Regions from separate parts of the Homo sapiens genome. Here region 1 is linked to region 2. The links are chromatin loops, found by intact Hi-C in ENCODE. Cell type or tissue: MCF 10A. All regions are shown on one strand.

Region 1 (8,000 bases), 260 kb after region 2:
GAGGCTCCTCTTTCCTGCCCCCTCCTTTCTGCTGGCGCCTGCGTGGGAGGCCCTGGCTGCATGACGGGAGTCTGGCCTCAGAGCAAGGACTCAGAGGCATCCTTCCCCAACACAGGCTTGGTAGCCCCACGGTGGGGGAGGCTGTAAATCCCCCGCCCCTGCCCACAGGAAACAGCTGGGTCCCAGGCACCTCCTGCAGACTTAACCCTTTCCAGAACTGCGAACCCCTCCCTGGGCCTGAGCAGCTGGGAAGGGGTGGGGTGAGGGGGCTCTTCAGGTCCAAGCAGAGTTTTTGCTCATGTGTGTGGTGCTGGCAAGTGGCCCCACTATTGTTTATTGAGGGGACTTAAGCCTGCCTGTCCTGCCAGTAGCCAGGAAGGGCTGGGTCTGGTTAACCCTTGGTGTGGCTGTCAGGACCAGGGCAGGAAGGGTGTTGCCTGGGGTGCATGAGCCTCCTCTTTGGTCGTCGCTGGCATCCGAAAGGCCTTTGTCTAGCCCCAGACTATACTGGGCTTTGGGATGAACGCCGGACCCACTGGAAATAACTGTACACTGGCCCCAGGGCGGGGCTGCTGAAATCTAGCAGCCCTCTCCTTGCTAGACTGTAAGTGTCCAGGATGTGAGGACCTTGGTTATCTCTGGCAGAAAACAAATTATTTGTAAATGACCCAAGTGATGCTGGAAGTTTCCAGCTTTCCAAAATTATTTTTCTTCCCCTACCTCTTCTAACACAGGATCTCTTTGGGAATGTTGTAACATTTTGAAGGGTGTGAAAATTCTCAGTAAAGTTAAGTCATTACACACCTAATAATAATAAGGATAATTATTATTATAGTCTCCAAGAAGCTGGAAGAGGATACTCTTATCTCCAGGTGGGTGGGAAGGCCATCCATTAGCACGTTGATGATTGTAATAAAATCTCTGCTGTGTGGCCTGGTAATAAATTTTCATGAGGTTTTCATGACCACTATCTTATTTGATCTTACTTGCCCCCTGTAGCAGAGATAATCCCTTCTCACTTTGTGGATAAGGAAATTAAGAATCAGGGAAGTTTAATATGTAACTTGCTCAAAATTGCAGATTGTGTAGTGTGGGAGCTGGGATCAGAGCTCAGGTCTGTGGGACCTGAAAACTGGCCCTGGCACAGCTGCAGGAAGACGCTGAAGGCACCGTAGAAGAAGTAGGGCCAACAGGAGGGAAAGGGAGCAAAAATGGGAATATGGGGTCCAGAGCAAAGGCTTGGGAGTTTTACTAATAAATCCTCGGCCAGGCGTGGTGGCTCACGCCTGTAATCCCAGCACATTTGGAGGCCGAGGTGGGTAGATCACTTGAGGCCAGGAATTCGAGAGCAGCCTGTCCAACAAGGTGAAACCCCGTCTGTACCAAAGATACAAAAATTAGCCAGGCATGGTGGTGAGTGCCTGTAATCCCAACTACTCAGGAGGCTGAGGCAGGAGAATCGCTTGAACTCCAGAGGCAGAGGTTGCAGTGAGCCAAGATAGTGCCACTGCACTCCAGCCTGGGTGACAGAGCGAGATTCCATCTCAATAAAATAAAATAAAATAAAAATAATAATAAAATAAATCCTTATCCTGAGTGACTTGGAATGGTAGCTGGGCAGTACTAGCATTTTGTTGAAAGGTAATTGTGGGTCAGTACTCTGTTAGGTGCATTGCATGATTTAGTAAATAATTCATATAATAAAGACAGGGAAGGAACAAGGATGGGATGGGGATTATCAAGATAGAAGATGGAAACTGAGCTTTTTCAGGCAGGCAATGGCAGGAAGCAGGGTGCGGAGGCACCTTGATTAACAATGGGACCCAGCAGCCTGGAAGGATCCAGAACAAATCCTGGCACATGTCTGGCCATTGTGGAGTGGGAGGAAGGTATCAAAACCTGCCACTCCAGGAGATGGGCTGGAGTGTGAGCCTCGTCCCTCTGGCCTGGCCCTGATGAACCATGATCTGCCCCTCCCCCAAGCCACAACACAAAGACAATAGTCCCAGCGAGCCTCCTTGGGACAGGACAGATCGTGCCAGGCTGCCCAGCAGGACAAGGGGCCCTTGTGCAGGCCTCAGCTTCAGATCCTGCTCCACCCTCTCTGCGTTGGGGGGTGGTCGGAAGTTCAGATCTTGTGATGGGAGGGAGGCTGAGAGTCTTTCTACAGGGCCAGTGCTGGGGCCAGGGTCACCCAGAGGTCTCCAGGGAGCCAGGGGTGAGGCTGGGTAGCAAGTTTTGGGTTTCTGGAGTCTGGGGGAGGCAGGAGATTGGCTGCTCTGGGTGGCTTCTTGTGGAGCTTGAGAAGTGGCCTTCTTTGAATAGAAAGGAACAGAAGTTTCCTGACCTTTCTCATTTGATCCTCACAACCCTGTAGGGTATAAATGCAAAAGATGATTACCCCTATTTTACAGATGAGAAAACAGGTTCAAAGAGAAGGAAGGCTTTACCTGAGGCCACCCAGGGAGTAAGAGGAAGTGCCAGCATTCACAGCAGCTCTGGGAGTGGGGATGGAGTATGTGTGGTGAATTTATTCGAGAGGCCCGAAGGCCGTCTGAAAGCGTGGGTGCCAGGGTCCTTTTTGCAGTAAAGGTCAGGGTCCTCCCATCACACCACCTGCTCCGTCCCTTCCCACTGCCCCCCCACCCCCATGCCAGGGTCAGCCGCTGGGAGCCCAGGCCAAGCCTGCAACATTCCAGGGAAGGGAGCTGTGGCTCAGGCTGGAAGCTGGGTCAGGGGGCACAGTGGCCCAGCCAGACGGCCTAAATGTACTCAGCTTTTCCTTGAAATTCCACACACCCTGGGCGTTTGGCAGGAGCCCGGAATGCACTTCATCTGAACAATTTGTCTTTCATGGTGCATTTGCATCAATTACCCCATTGTCCTTTCGCCTTTTCTTGGACCACTCTGGCGGTCGAGGCGCGCCCTGTGTGTGCTGGGAGCTGCCGGATGTAGGGTGCGGGGAGGGTGGGGCTGCCCCCTGGTGGCCTAACCTGCACTCACCCACCTAGATGTCTGCCTGAGCTGCTTAAGGAGCAGTCAGATTCCATCCCACAGGATGACTCGTCTGACCCCAGCTCCCCACTCCCTAAACTGTTCCCAGGGTCCCTGGGTGGGGGCGGAGAGAAAGATTATGAGAGGCGAGATGGCACAACACAGGCAGGTCAGGCAGTTCATGAAAGGGAGGGTCCATGGATCCAGGGCTTGGGATCAGCCCCCACACTGCCCCCAGCACCTGTGGAACCTTAGGTGATTCAGCAACCTCTCTGGGCCTCAGGGAGTTATTTGTGAAATAAGAAGCAATAGTGTGCAATAGTGCTAACATCCTGGGCGTGGAAGCTTCATGTATGGGGTTTGAATCCTGGCTCTCCCATTTGCTGGCTGGGTGCAAGATGTTTATCTTGATAAGCCTCAGTTTCTTGCTCTGTAGAATGATGAGAGCAACAGAGTTGGTCCCTGTTATTTGTGGATTTCATATTTGCAACTGAGTGTACTTGCTGAAATTTATTTGTAACCCCCACATCAATACTTGTGGAGCTGTGATCGCTGGCAGCTATACAGAGTGTCAAAAAACTTGAGACAAATAAGATGACACTTTGGCTTCTCATTTCAGTTCTCATCCAGTAAGCAAGGGTCCTTTTCTTGGTCTATTTAGTGCCTTTTTTTTTTTTCATATCTGTGGTTTTTGTTGGTGATTTTACTGTTCAAAATTGCCACCAAGCATAGTGCTGAAGTGCTGTCTGGCGTTCCTTAGTGCAAGAAGGCTGTGATGTGCCTTGTGGAGAAAATCTATGTGTTAGATAAGCTTTGTGCAGGTATGAGTTATAGTCTGTTGGCTGTGAGTTCAATGTTAGTGAATCAACAATAAATATTAAATATGACACCTTTTTGTTTTTTTTTTGAGAGAGGGCCTCACTCTGGTCACCCAGGCTGGAGTGAGCTGGTGCCATCACGTCTCACTGCAGCCTTGACCTGTCAGGCTCAAGAGATCTTTCCACTTTGACCTCTTGAGTAGCTGGGACCACAGGTGCTCACCACTGTGCCTGGCTAATTTTTAAAAAGTTTTTTGTAGAGACGAGGTCTTCCTAGGCTGGTCTCAAACTCTTAAGTTCAAGGGATCCTCCTGCCTCACCTTGGCCTCCTGAAGTGCTGGGATTACAGACAAGTGCCACAATGCCTAAATAAGGTGTCCTTAAACAGAAACACATATAATACAAGGTTATACATTGATTTTATGTATTTATTTATTTATTTATTTATCTATCTGAGACAGAGTCTTCTCTGTCGCCCAGGCTGAAGTGCAGTGGTGTGATCTCAGCTCACTGCAACCTCCACCTCCCGGGTTCAATAGATTCTCGTGCCTTAACCTCCCAAGTAGCTGAGATTACAGGCATGTGCCACACCCGGCTAATTTTTGTATTTTTTAGTAGAGACAGGGTTTTGCTATGTTGGCCAGGCTGGTCTCGAACTCCTGGCCTTAAGTGATCTGCCTGCCTTGGCCTCCCAAAGTGCTGGGATTACTTACAGGCGTGAGCCACGATGCCCAGTCACAAACTAATTTTAAAAATTGATAAAAAACATTGTGATCACAGGCTTGCAAGAACATAATCCTGTATTTCCACTAGGAGCAATTGGTCAGTACTTGCTAATTCTGGGTTCCCAGAGACTTTATAGAATGTAACTACCCAAATAACAAGAATCTACCGTACTTACAGTTTTTCTCCAAGGCTTGAATATGTCAAGTGTGGCATTGTAGCAATTGCAGTTAATACTGTTCCCTGGTGTATAAGCTCTCGTGTTGATTCTCCTGAAGCCCCTAAGCTTCATGTGGGGGTCAGCTGCCTGAAGGTGGGATCCCTCCAGGAGTACACACAGACACATCACCAGCCTCATCTTCGCTGCTCATGCCTGAAACTTCTACCATGAATACTTTATTCATTCAGTTTCATTAAAAGGCCAACGTCTCTCTTGATGATTCACAGGGCTCTCTTCATTGACATTATCTTATTTGGCCTTCACAACAATTGCGATGGTAGTGTCATTGTTCCCATTTATAGATGAGTCTGAAGTTCAGAGAGGATAAATAATCCGACCAAGGTCACCTGGTTTGTTGATAGCTGTATTAGTCCCGTCCTCACACTGCTATAAAGAAATACCTGAGACTGGGTAATTTGTAAAGAAAAGAGGTTTAATTGGCTCATGGTTCCACAGGCTGTACAGGAAGCATGGCAGCATCTGCTTCTGGGGAGGCCTCAGGGAGCTTTTACTCATGGCAGAAGGCAAAGCGGGAACAGGCGTCCTGCATGGTGGGAGCAGGAGGAAGAGAGAGAGAGGGGAGGTGCTACACACTTAAAAATTTTTTTTTTGGAGACAGGGTCTCACTCTGTTGCCCAGATTGGAGTGCAGTGGCACAATCTCAGCTCACCGCAACCTCTGCCTCTCAGGCTCAAGCAATTCTCCTGCCTCAGCCTCCCGAGCAGCTGGGAATACAGGGATATGCTACCATGCCTGGCTAATTTTTGTACTTTTAGTAGAGATGGGGTTTCACTATCTTGGCCAGGCTGGTCTTGAACTCCTGACCTCAAATGATCCACCGGCCTTGGTCTCCCAACGTGCTGGGATTACAGGCGTGAGCCACCGTGCCCAGCCTACACACTTTTAATTAACCAGATCTTGTGATAACTCACTCACATCACTCACTCACTATCACGAGGATAGCACCAAGGAGATGGTGCTAAACCATTCATGAGAAAGCCACCCACATGATCCAACCACCTCCCACCAGGCCCCACCTCTAACACTGGAGATTACAATTTCACATGAGATTTGAGCAGAGACACACATCCAAACCATATTAGTGGCACAACAGTCAGAAAGCTTCAAATTCCACTGTCTTTCCACCACCAGACGCTGTCCTGGTAAAACATAAATGCTCCAGGGGAGGTAAAAGCCAGGTCTTGTTACTTACACTTTAGTGTGAATGAGTGCATTGAGATCCCCAAGGAAATTGACTGAGATCAGGTGGGTGATAAATATCTGATAAATACGCCTCTGCCTCTACCCTGGGCCAGGGATCACTGCTGCTTACTTGAATCACCCTGACTCCTCCTACCTCCCTTTCTGCCTGCAGTCCCTGCCCCGCTATCAACAGTTACCTTCCTAAAACTCAGGTTTGATTATCCTGCATCCCCTAAAATCAATCAGAGGATGCCTTTGCCTGTAGGGTGGGTCCACGTCACTTAGCTGGGATTCAAAGACTTTCCGATGACGTCAGCCTTCCTCTCTTGCCTCCCTTCCTACCAGCCTCCTATGGTCTGACCACAAAGAGAGGTTGCAGGATCTCACCATGCCTCTGCTTTCTCCCCTTCAAACTTTTGCTTGCATAGCTCCCTCTGCCTTTCTCTGCAATCTTAGTCAGCTGGGGCTGATAGAACAGAACAACATAGTCCTGGTGGCTTAAACAACAATTTATTTCTCATAGTTCTGGAAAACTGTGAAGGAGGCTGGGAAGTCTAAGCTCAAGGTGCTGGCAGATTCTTTGTCTGGTGCGGGTTCTCTTCCTTGTTTGCAGATGGCTGTCTTCTTATTGTATCCTTACATAATCAAGAGAAAAATAATCTGTCTCATGTTTCTTCTCAAAAGGGCACTAATTCCATTCATGAGGGCTCTACCTTCATGACCTCATCACCTCCCAAAGGCCCCACCTCCTAACACCATCACATTGCAGGTGAGGATTTCAACATATGAACTTTAGAGGGAGGCTGGGTGGGGTGGCTCACATCTGTAATCCCAGCACTTTGGGAGGCTGAGGTGGGTGGATCACCTAAGGTCAGGAGTTCAAGACCAGCCTGGGCAACATGGTGAAACCCCATCTCTGCTAAAAATACAAAACTTAGCTGGGCATGGTGGCAGGCTCCTGTAATCCCAGCTACTCAGGAGGCTGAGGCAGGAGAATCACTTGAACCCGGGAGGTGGAGGTTGCAGTGAGCCAAGATTGTGCCGTTGCATTCCAGCCTAGGTGACAAAAGCAAAACTCCATCTCAGAAAAAAACAAAACAAAACAAAACTGTAGAGGGTCACAGTTGTAGTGACCCTCACAGTTTCAGGGTCACAACATTTAGTCCATGGCACCTGCCTGTCCTCACACCCTCCTCCGGTCTGCCTGTTCAAATCCAATCTATCCTTCTCAGAGCCTGCTCCGCGGTGAGACCCATCATCCTCTAGAGCCTGCTGCTTCTTGCTCTCCTGCCCCTTCCCCTCTCTCAGGCTTCAGACGCCTGCACTAAGGTCACCGTCTGGACTCCCTGGCCCCGGACAGCCATCAAATCCTTCCCTGGCCCTGAGTGTCTCTGTGGAACTAGGCCTTGCCTGCCTCAGCCCATTCCTTCCCTCCCATGGGCTCTGGGCCTGGGGAAGCAGGGTTTGCAGGGGCACAGCTGGGAGAGAGGCTTCCAGGTGCAGGGAGCAGGAATGAGACGAAGATGCTGGGAAAGCTGCTCTGGTGTGTGAGATCCAGAGGCAGAGAGAAGGCTGGGCATCATGAATGTAATTGCCTCTTTGACTTTTTTTTTTTTTCAGAAGGGGAAAGGGACTTTAGTTAAGATCTGAATGGTTTTTAAGTTGTTTTTGGTTTCCAGACATATATTTTATGTGCATCCCTGACTCAGAGGAGCCCTAAGACAGGCATGGGTGAGCGTGCTTCCTCATCCTCACCCCACCCCACCTGGCCCCCACTTTTCCTGCATTTTAACAAACACCCTTACCTTTTCCTTCCCTGAGAAAGCCAACTATTGGATGCGCTTAACCTGATTCCATACAAATGCCCAGCTTCTCTCTATCCACACCTCTCTCCCCTCCTGCCTCAGGGATCATGTTCCTTTTCCTGTTGAAGCCAATCTGGCCACTGGTGCTCTTTTCTTTTTTCCTTTCTCTTTCAATTTTTCTTTATTATGGCAAGTATGCTTAACAGAATTTACCATATTAACCATCCATGTTTAAGT
Region 2 (8,000 bases):
CTGTTGGCTCTTATGCAAGACCACAGAGAGAGCATACTGTCCATGTCAAGGGTCTTTGGGAAAGGACTAGCAATCAAATACACTTGACAGACAGGTGCATGCACACACAAATCAAATAATGCCCAGCTACTCAATGTTCACCACGAGGCATTTTCCATGTTATTTAATTTGAGCCAGGGGACTGATCACAAGTCTTTTTGACTCCAAAGCCCTTGTTCTTTCCACTACAATATGGTGTTTCAAAATACATGCACATGCCTCCAGATATACACACCTACTTGTGGTCTAGCCTGTAGTTTGTGGAAACCCTCATAAAACTCTGCAATTCTGCAGACATATGCATAGAGAGATTTCTGTGGACACATCTCCCATTGTATGGGGAGGAAGCAAGAAGACTAAAACGTTGCTAGAGGAAGAGAAGTAATTTAAGGGACAGCCCAGGGTGCACTGTGAGGATGATGTAAAAAGGGTCTTTCTCTCTGTTCCAGTGTCAGAACAGGGGAAACAGGCTTCCCCAGGAGGGCAGGACTACGAAATTGCTCATCAAGAGATTGGGACCCTAGGGCAAAACTGACAGTGATGTAGTGGCAAGAACATAGTCCTTAGATTCAGAAAGACCTGTGCTTCAGGTCCTGGTACTGCCCCCTTCCCAGCTTGTTTGAACAAGTCATCTCACCTCACTGCAGTTTCCCGCTCTGGGAAATGGGCATGATACCCACTTGGTGGGGTTGCTGTGAGGCTTAAAGAGCTAATTCACAAACATGCTTATAGTACGGTGCCTGGAACAGAGTAGGTGCTCTATAAATGGTGGCTCTTATCTGTCAGAAGGCACAAAGAGGTGGGTGAACAACGGGTGCACCCTCGGGCTGGCACTGAGGCTGGCCCCTTGTCTCTCATTTGCTGATGGGCGTGGTGCACACCCCTGGAGGGTGCAGCTCAACGGACCTGACATTCTCTTCCGGAACCTTGCTTTGGCTAGGTGAGACCCTCACTCATACCTGGAGTTAGGGGTGGATGAGGTAGTAACAAAACCTTGTTTCTGTGTCATCAGGCCTGACTACCACTCTCTCACTGCTGTGAGGCAATACAATATCTTCAATCCCGTTCTCTTGGGGCCAATCTTAGCTGTGGAGTATCGTGAACCTCAGGGGTCCCCTCTGGCCTGCAGTCTAAAATCTGATGTAGTAATAGGTGGAGAGCCTTCAACCGAGGGTAATAACCCCCCAAAATTCAGAGACGTTCAGGAAGAAGGAGACTCATGGGAATCCATCACCCGGCAGTCAAATTTCCCCAAGTTCTATAAAATTTTAATTATTGGCTGACAATTAAGTAAACTGAATAACTGTTGAAATCTTAATTATTTCCACCAGTGTTTCAAATCCCACATTAGTGGTTTGGCTCAGGGCAGAGGCCACAGAGGACTGCATTTGCACCTGACTTCTAGACTGGCTTCTGCTGTGAGTGGCTGGATGAGGTGGGAACCAACAGAAGGAACGGAAGTGAGCCAAAGAAAGAATGTTTTCAAGTCATGGCACTTCAGAACTTGAAAGGATCTCATTTTGTACACGGCGGTTTCAGGGTGGTGGTGGGGGAACAACAATCCCTCAGGTCCAGAGGGGAGGGGCCTGCCCAGTGTCACCAGGTTGTGAATGGCATGGTAGCTATCACTCTTGGCCCAGGGATCTTTAGACCAGCACTCCATGCTGTGGGCTGGGGATGAAACACACAGAGATGTATCACCAGAAGAGGTGAACTGCAATGTAAATTAATCATGTGGGATGGTTTGGGACTGGGTCCCAAATCCAGGCTAGGCTAAATGATCTGGAAACAAGAAGGATTAAGCAACATAAGCAACACAACACACAGACACACACACACACACACACACACACCCCTTCTTAATAACTCCCAAAAAGAGAGAGAGAAAAATATCTTTCCTGACCCTGTTAGATCCCTAGGGTGAAGCCCAGGTCAGTGGGAGTTTATCTGCACATCTCACAACCAGCATTTGTTGATGATCGTCTGGTGCTTACAATGAGTCAAACGTCTTTGGGAATCATTTTTATTCCTCTCTTCCACTCAAGGACACAAACCTTCAAACTCCAGCCAGGGAGAGCATTGCAGGCCCACCTCAGTGCACTCCTTGGTCTAACGATAAACTCCAGGTCTCTACCCACTGCTCAGAGCTGGACTAGGAGGGTTCTGCTGGTTCTTGCATCCAGTGACCTTGCACTGATTCACTGCAAAGGCTCCATCCTACAGTGTGGCTGGGGGCAGGTATGGAAAACTGACAGATAACCCAGCAAGCAAATCCCCTCTGCCTTCAGGTAGAGCACAGTAACTGTCCCTACAGTGACTCCATCCCCTCTCTCTATCCTTTTCTTCGCCATCTGATGACCCGAGAAGCTCTAAAACAGATGCTGGCAGGCCCCCACACCAGAGGCACCCCATTTCCATGGAGGATGCAGGCAGGGGACTATTTGTTCTCTTACTAATCCTATCTTTCCCTCGTTCCCCCACTTAAGTCACAATATTGTCAGAGGCAGTTGTCACCGAACCCCCGCAGCATGGCAAATCTCATGCTTCTCGTAGTTGAGTGCTCCTGCTCCCCAGGGGAGCTCCCAGGGTTTTCATCCTTACCCCAGAGAATCCGGAACCATCTCAATCAGCGAGTGGGCTGAACTGGAGCCCAGCGCTCAATGGCACTCCTGTTGTTTGCTGCATGGGGACACATACCCAGAAAGAGCCAGGACTAAAGGACTAATGTGTTGGCCACATGGGTGTGTGAGGCAAGGAAAGAAAAACTAGGAAATAGAAGCAAATCTGGGGCCAGAGAGAGGAGCATGCACGGCCATCTCAGCCTGGAACTGCCAGGCAGGTATCTTTCCAGATCACCTACGGTTTTGATTTTCACTGAGTGAGATGGCTTGGATTAGGGACCCTCGGTAATGCATCTCCACTGGGCACTGGGCTAAGAGGAATCGTAAAGCAGGGCATGCCGGGTGGACAACTTAGAACACGTAAAGAGGGTGAGGGGCAGTAGCTTATGCCTGTAATCACAACACTTTGGGAGGTAGAGATGGGAGGATACCTCGAGCCCAGGAGTTCAAGACCAGCCTGGGCAACACAGCAAGAGCCCATCACTATAAAAAATAATAATTTTTAGAGTTCTAGCTTGGGGGCACACATGACTTAGCTGTGGGAGCTAGGGTGAATTACTTCCCCTCTTTGGGCCTCAGTTTCCCTATCTACAAATATGGGAGTGGGAGTAGAGGATACCCAAGCCCCTACCCAGCTTTGACAGTCTGGTTCTATGGTTTTGTACTTGGCTGAAGCCCATAAAAGCATCTTTTCTCTCAGAGTATGCTAAAAAGGCAGATACCAGGGTGTCACCCCCCAGAGCTTCTGATTCAACAGGATGGAGATGGGGCCTCATCTTTGCAAACCCCCACAGTGGAGGGTGTGCTACATAAGGCCACATTTTGGAAAATCCTTACATCTCATTGCATACCACCAGTATTGGATGTCCATTACAAAACCAGGGCTTGACTTCCTGATGCCAAGTGGCTACGCAAAGTGTCCCTGGCCTTCAGAACAAATCTACTCTTCAGGCACAAGTCTGTTCTCAGGAAAAGCCGCCTCCTTCATCTCCAGGCTTGGGATAAGAGAAGTCACCTAGCCACCTCAGCCTTGCAGCAAGAGAACCCAGCCCCAGTCCAGCCCCCGCCAGGCTCTCTGGGGGCTTGTTGCTGAGAATGGCCACAAGGGGGCGTTGCCGGTCCTCAGCCGGCTGTGGCCTTGCTGCGACTGCAGCGCAGCGAGGTGGACAGCGTCTCGCTCAGGCTCGGGAGCCACCGCCCAGGTCTCTCTCCCTCAGTCTCCTGCTTAGCACAGCTCCTTTCCTCCCAGGACTCTGCACTCCTAGGGCTGACATCTTTCCCGCAACCCTAGGCCTCGTGGCCAGGCTGGGAGAACAGCCTGAGTTTGCAGTATCTATGACGGGGAGCCCACCCGGTTCTTGGGGAGAGGGAGCAGGGCCTGGCTTCTGGGATTAACCAACCAGCCTTCGGCACCAGGGAGGTTCTGGGGACCCACAAGCCCCACTTGGCAAGCTCTGATTCAGGGCCAAAGTTTCCAAGAGGCTCCAGCTGGCCTTTCTGCTCCAGTCCCCTGGGGAAATATTAAATAGATCAGGGTTCAGATCTGTGCTCTGAGGCCTCACCTCTGCTCCTCCGCAGTGTTCTTGAGGCTGGGAGCTGCCTGATGAGCTGGGAGGACAGTCACCCCACCCCCTCCACCACACCCAGGCTGACCCTTTCTGGGGAGTGGCAGCCTCTCTCTGCAGCGAGCTGAGGGCAGGCAGTGACCACAGGGCAGCCCCACGCGGATGGCTAGTTCAGGCCACAGCCTGTCACAGGACAGCTCAGCCCTGCTCAGCCGTGTGCAAAAGTGCAGCCTTTGGCAGCAAACTTGGGCCGGGGAGACGAGCTTAAAGTTCCAGGAGAAAGCAATACCTCCACAGCCACTAATATTTAGCAACAAGATCACGTTAGGAAAGGACTTGCCAAGGTCAAGGGTGGTCCATGCGGAGGACTGTGGGACCAGGAGAGGGTGCCTGGCCTCGAGCCCTGTTTGGAAGGAGTGCTAGTTTGCTATCCTGACTTCTCCACCTCAGGAGAAACACCTCCCTGCCCCATTTCCTTGTGAATGTTAGATTATAGGATCAGAATGATAGGTTATAGGATCAGATAGCAGACTCTCGAACATATTCTGTCTTCTCTCATTTAAAGACTTGGACTTCCGGGCTGGGCTCAGAGGGCTGGCCTCCTGCAGAAGGTGGCCTGCCTGTCTCAGCCTGGAGACGTGGCCCTCTGTTCCCCAACAGGCCTTGACTTTCCTGCCCAGTGAACCTCAAGGTTTACTGAAAATGTTTTCCATTAGTGATCCTGCCCAGACCCTTCATGTGACACCCTGCTCCAAAGAAGTCACTGCTGCTGGGAGCTGGGAGTGGTTGTTATGGCAACAGTTTACACAGCAGAGAGAACCATCTGCAGGCAAATGGGGACGGGAGTGGGGAGGGGCTGAGTCCAGGTGTGGATGACAATTGGAGGAGGCCCTGGGGGATTTCTGGTTGTGACACTAGTAAGATTAGTATTGGCTAACTCTTCTACAGGGCTGGGTACCAGGCACTATTCTAGCAGCTTTATGTATATTAGCCCATTTAATCTTCAGGACAACTCTTTGAGAGAGCCCAGTTATTATCCCCATTTTACAGTTGAGAAAAACGGAAGCCTGGGGAGGTTGAGTAAGCTGTCCAAGGACATATAACAGCAAATGGCAAAGCCAGAATTCAAATCCAGATAGTCTGACTCTAGAGCGCATAGTCCAATATTGTCGCCACTAGTCAGAATGGGGAGAGAGAGAGAGAGAGAGAGAGAGAGAGAGAGAGAGAGAGAGAGAGAGAGAGAGAGAGAATTCACATACCAAAATTCACCCTTTTAAAATGTACAGTTCATTTGGGAGCCGACGCTGGTGGATCACTTGAGGTCAGGAATTCAAGACCAGCCTGACCAACATGATGAAACCCCATCTCTACTAAAAATACAAAATGAGCTTGGCATGGTGGTGCACTCCTGTAACCCCAGCTACCTACTTGGGAGGCTGAGGCAGGAAAATCGCTTGAACCTGGGAGGCAGGGGTTGCAGTGAGCTGAGATCGCACCATTGCACTCCAGCCTGGGCAACAAGAGTGAAACTCCATCTCAAAAATAATAATAAAAAAAACAAATAAAATGTACAGTTCAATTGTTTTTAGTATATTTGCACAGTTGTACAACCATCATCACTATCTAATCCAGACTATTTTTATCATTCCAATAAGAAGCCCTGTGGCCATTAGCAGTCACTCCCTGTTCTCCCCTTGCTCCAACTCCTGGCAACCACCAATCTACTTTCTGTCTCTGTGAGTTTGCCTATTCTAGACATTTCATAGAAATGTAATCATGCAATATGTGGCCTTTTGCATCTGGCTTCTTCCACTTAGCACAACGTTCTCAAGGTTCCTCCATGTTGTAGCAAGCATCACTACTTCATTCCTCTTCAGGGCTGAATGATATTCCATTGTATGGATATACCACATTTAGTTTATCTATTCATTTCATAGGCATTTGGGTCATCTCAACTTTTGGCCTAGTATGAATAATGCTGCTATGAAATTCACGTCCATGCCTTTATATGGATGCATGTTTTCATTTCTTTTGAATGTATGCCTATGAGTACAATACTGGGTCCCATGGTAATTTTATAGTTAACATTTTGAGGAACTGCCAGACTGTTTTCCAAAGTGGCTGCTCCATTTCTCATTCCCATCAGCAGTATATGAGAGTTCCAATTTCTCCATATCTTCACTGACACTTGTCATTGTCTCTTTTTGATAGCCATCCAGTGGGTATGAAGTGGTATCTCACTGTAGGTGTCATCTACATTTCCCTAGTGCCTAATGATATTGAGCATCTTTTAGATTTAAGTTAACTAAAATTAATGAAGTTTCAAATTCAGTTGTTGGGTTGCACTAGCCACATTTCAAGTGTTCAATAGCCACATCATTACACCAGCTCGTAGCTACTGCAGCACAGATATAGAAGTTTCCACCACCTTGGAGCACTCTTAGAGCCACTGGAGTTGGTCTGTGCTAATATTACTGGCTCTTTTTCTTTTTCTTTTTTTATTTTTTTTATTATACTTTAAGTTCTAGGGTACATGTGCACAATGTGCAGGTTTGTTACATAGGTATACATGTGCTATGTTGGTTTGTTGCACCCATTAACTTGTCATTTACATTAGGTATTTCTCCTAATGCTATCCCTCCCCCAGCTCCCCACCCCCACAACAGGCCCCCATGTGTGATGTTCCCCACCCTGTGTCCAAGTGTTCTCATTGTTCAATTCCCACCTATGAGTGAGAACATGCAGTGTTTGGTTTTCTGTCCTTGTGATAGTTTGCTCAGAATGATGGTTTCCAGCTTCATCCATGACCCTGCAAAGGACATGAACTCATCCTTTTTTATGGCTGCATAGTATTCCATGGTGTACAAGTGCCACATTTTCTTTTCTTTCTTTTTTTTTTTTTTTTTTTTTTTGAGACAGAGTCTCACTCTGTCCCCAGGCTGGAGTGCAGTGGCAGGATCTCGGCTCACTACAAGCTCTGCCTCCCGGGTTCACATCATTCTCCTGCCTCAGCCTCCCGAGTAGCTGGGACTACAGGCGCCTGCCACCACGCCTGGCTAATTTTTTGTATTTTTATTAGAGACGGGGTTTCACCATGTTAGCCAGGATGGTCTCGATCTCCTGACCTCGTGATCCACCCGCCTCGGCCTCCCAAAGTGCTGGGATTACAGGCGTGAGCCATTGCGCCCGGCAATGTGCTACATTTTCTTAATCCAGTCTATCATTGATGGACATTTGGGTTGGTTCCAAGTCTTTGCTATTGTGAATAGTGCCACAATAAACATATGTGTGCATGTGTCTTTATAGTAGCATGATTTATAATCCTTTGGGTATATACTTAGTAATGGAATCGCTGGGTCAAATGGTATTTCTCGTTCTAGATCCTTGGAATTGCCACACTATCTTCCACAATGGCTGAACTAGTTTACACTCCCACCAACAGTGTAAAAGCGTTCCTATTTCTCCACATCCTCTCCAGCACCTGTTGTTTCCTGACTTTTTAATGATCGCCATTCTAACTGCCGTGAGATGGTATCTCGTTGTGGTTTTGATTTGCATTTCTCTGATGACCCAGTGATGATGAGCATTTTTTCATGTGTCTGTTGGGTGCATAAATGTCTTCTTTCGAGAAGTGTCTGTTCATATCCTTTGCCCACTTTTGATGGGGTTGTTTGTTTATTCTTGTAAATTTAAATTCTTTGTAGATTCTGGATATTAGCCCTTTGTCAGATGGGTAGATTGCAAAAATTTTCTCCCTTTCTGTAGGTTGCCTGTT

What was found. Hi-C counts contacts between places; a loop is a spot of excess contacts. Peaks named below come from ENCODE experiments on the same cell type or tissue, not always from the same donor. Only the 100,000 strongest peaks of a DNase experiment are listed, where the experiment ranks them.
Region 1: it touches region 2 in a loop (2.7-fold over the local background); 4 of 110 quality-filtered maps call a loop at or near these places.

Annotation. Positions count from the first base shown.
Region 1 is chr1:201,443,259-201,451,258 of GRCh38, reverse strand. No RefSeq gene overlaps it. Among named protein-coding and RNA genes, the nearest start is that of PHLDA3, 22 kb to the left of the region's middle. RefSeq lists enhancers at 1-63, 3,134-3,253. In MCF 10A, CTCF peaks have their summits at 2,813 and 3,012 (motif pointing left); a DNase peak (open chromatin) is centred at 2,978.
Region 2 is chr1:201,700,147-201,708,146 of GRCh38, reverse strand. The region is part of intron 5 of NAV1 (neuron navigator 1); the gene reads right to left. The region is part of intron 2 of IPO9-AS1 (IPO9 antisense RNA 1); the gene reads left to right. Among named protein-coding and RNA genes, the nearest start is that of MIR5191, 15 kb to the left of the region's middle. RefSeq lists an enhancer at 4,213-4,785. In MCF 10A, a CTCF peak has its summit at 3,759 (motif pointing right); a DNase peak (open chromatin) is centred at 3,776.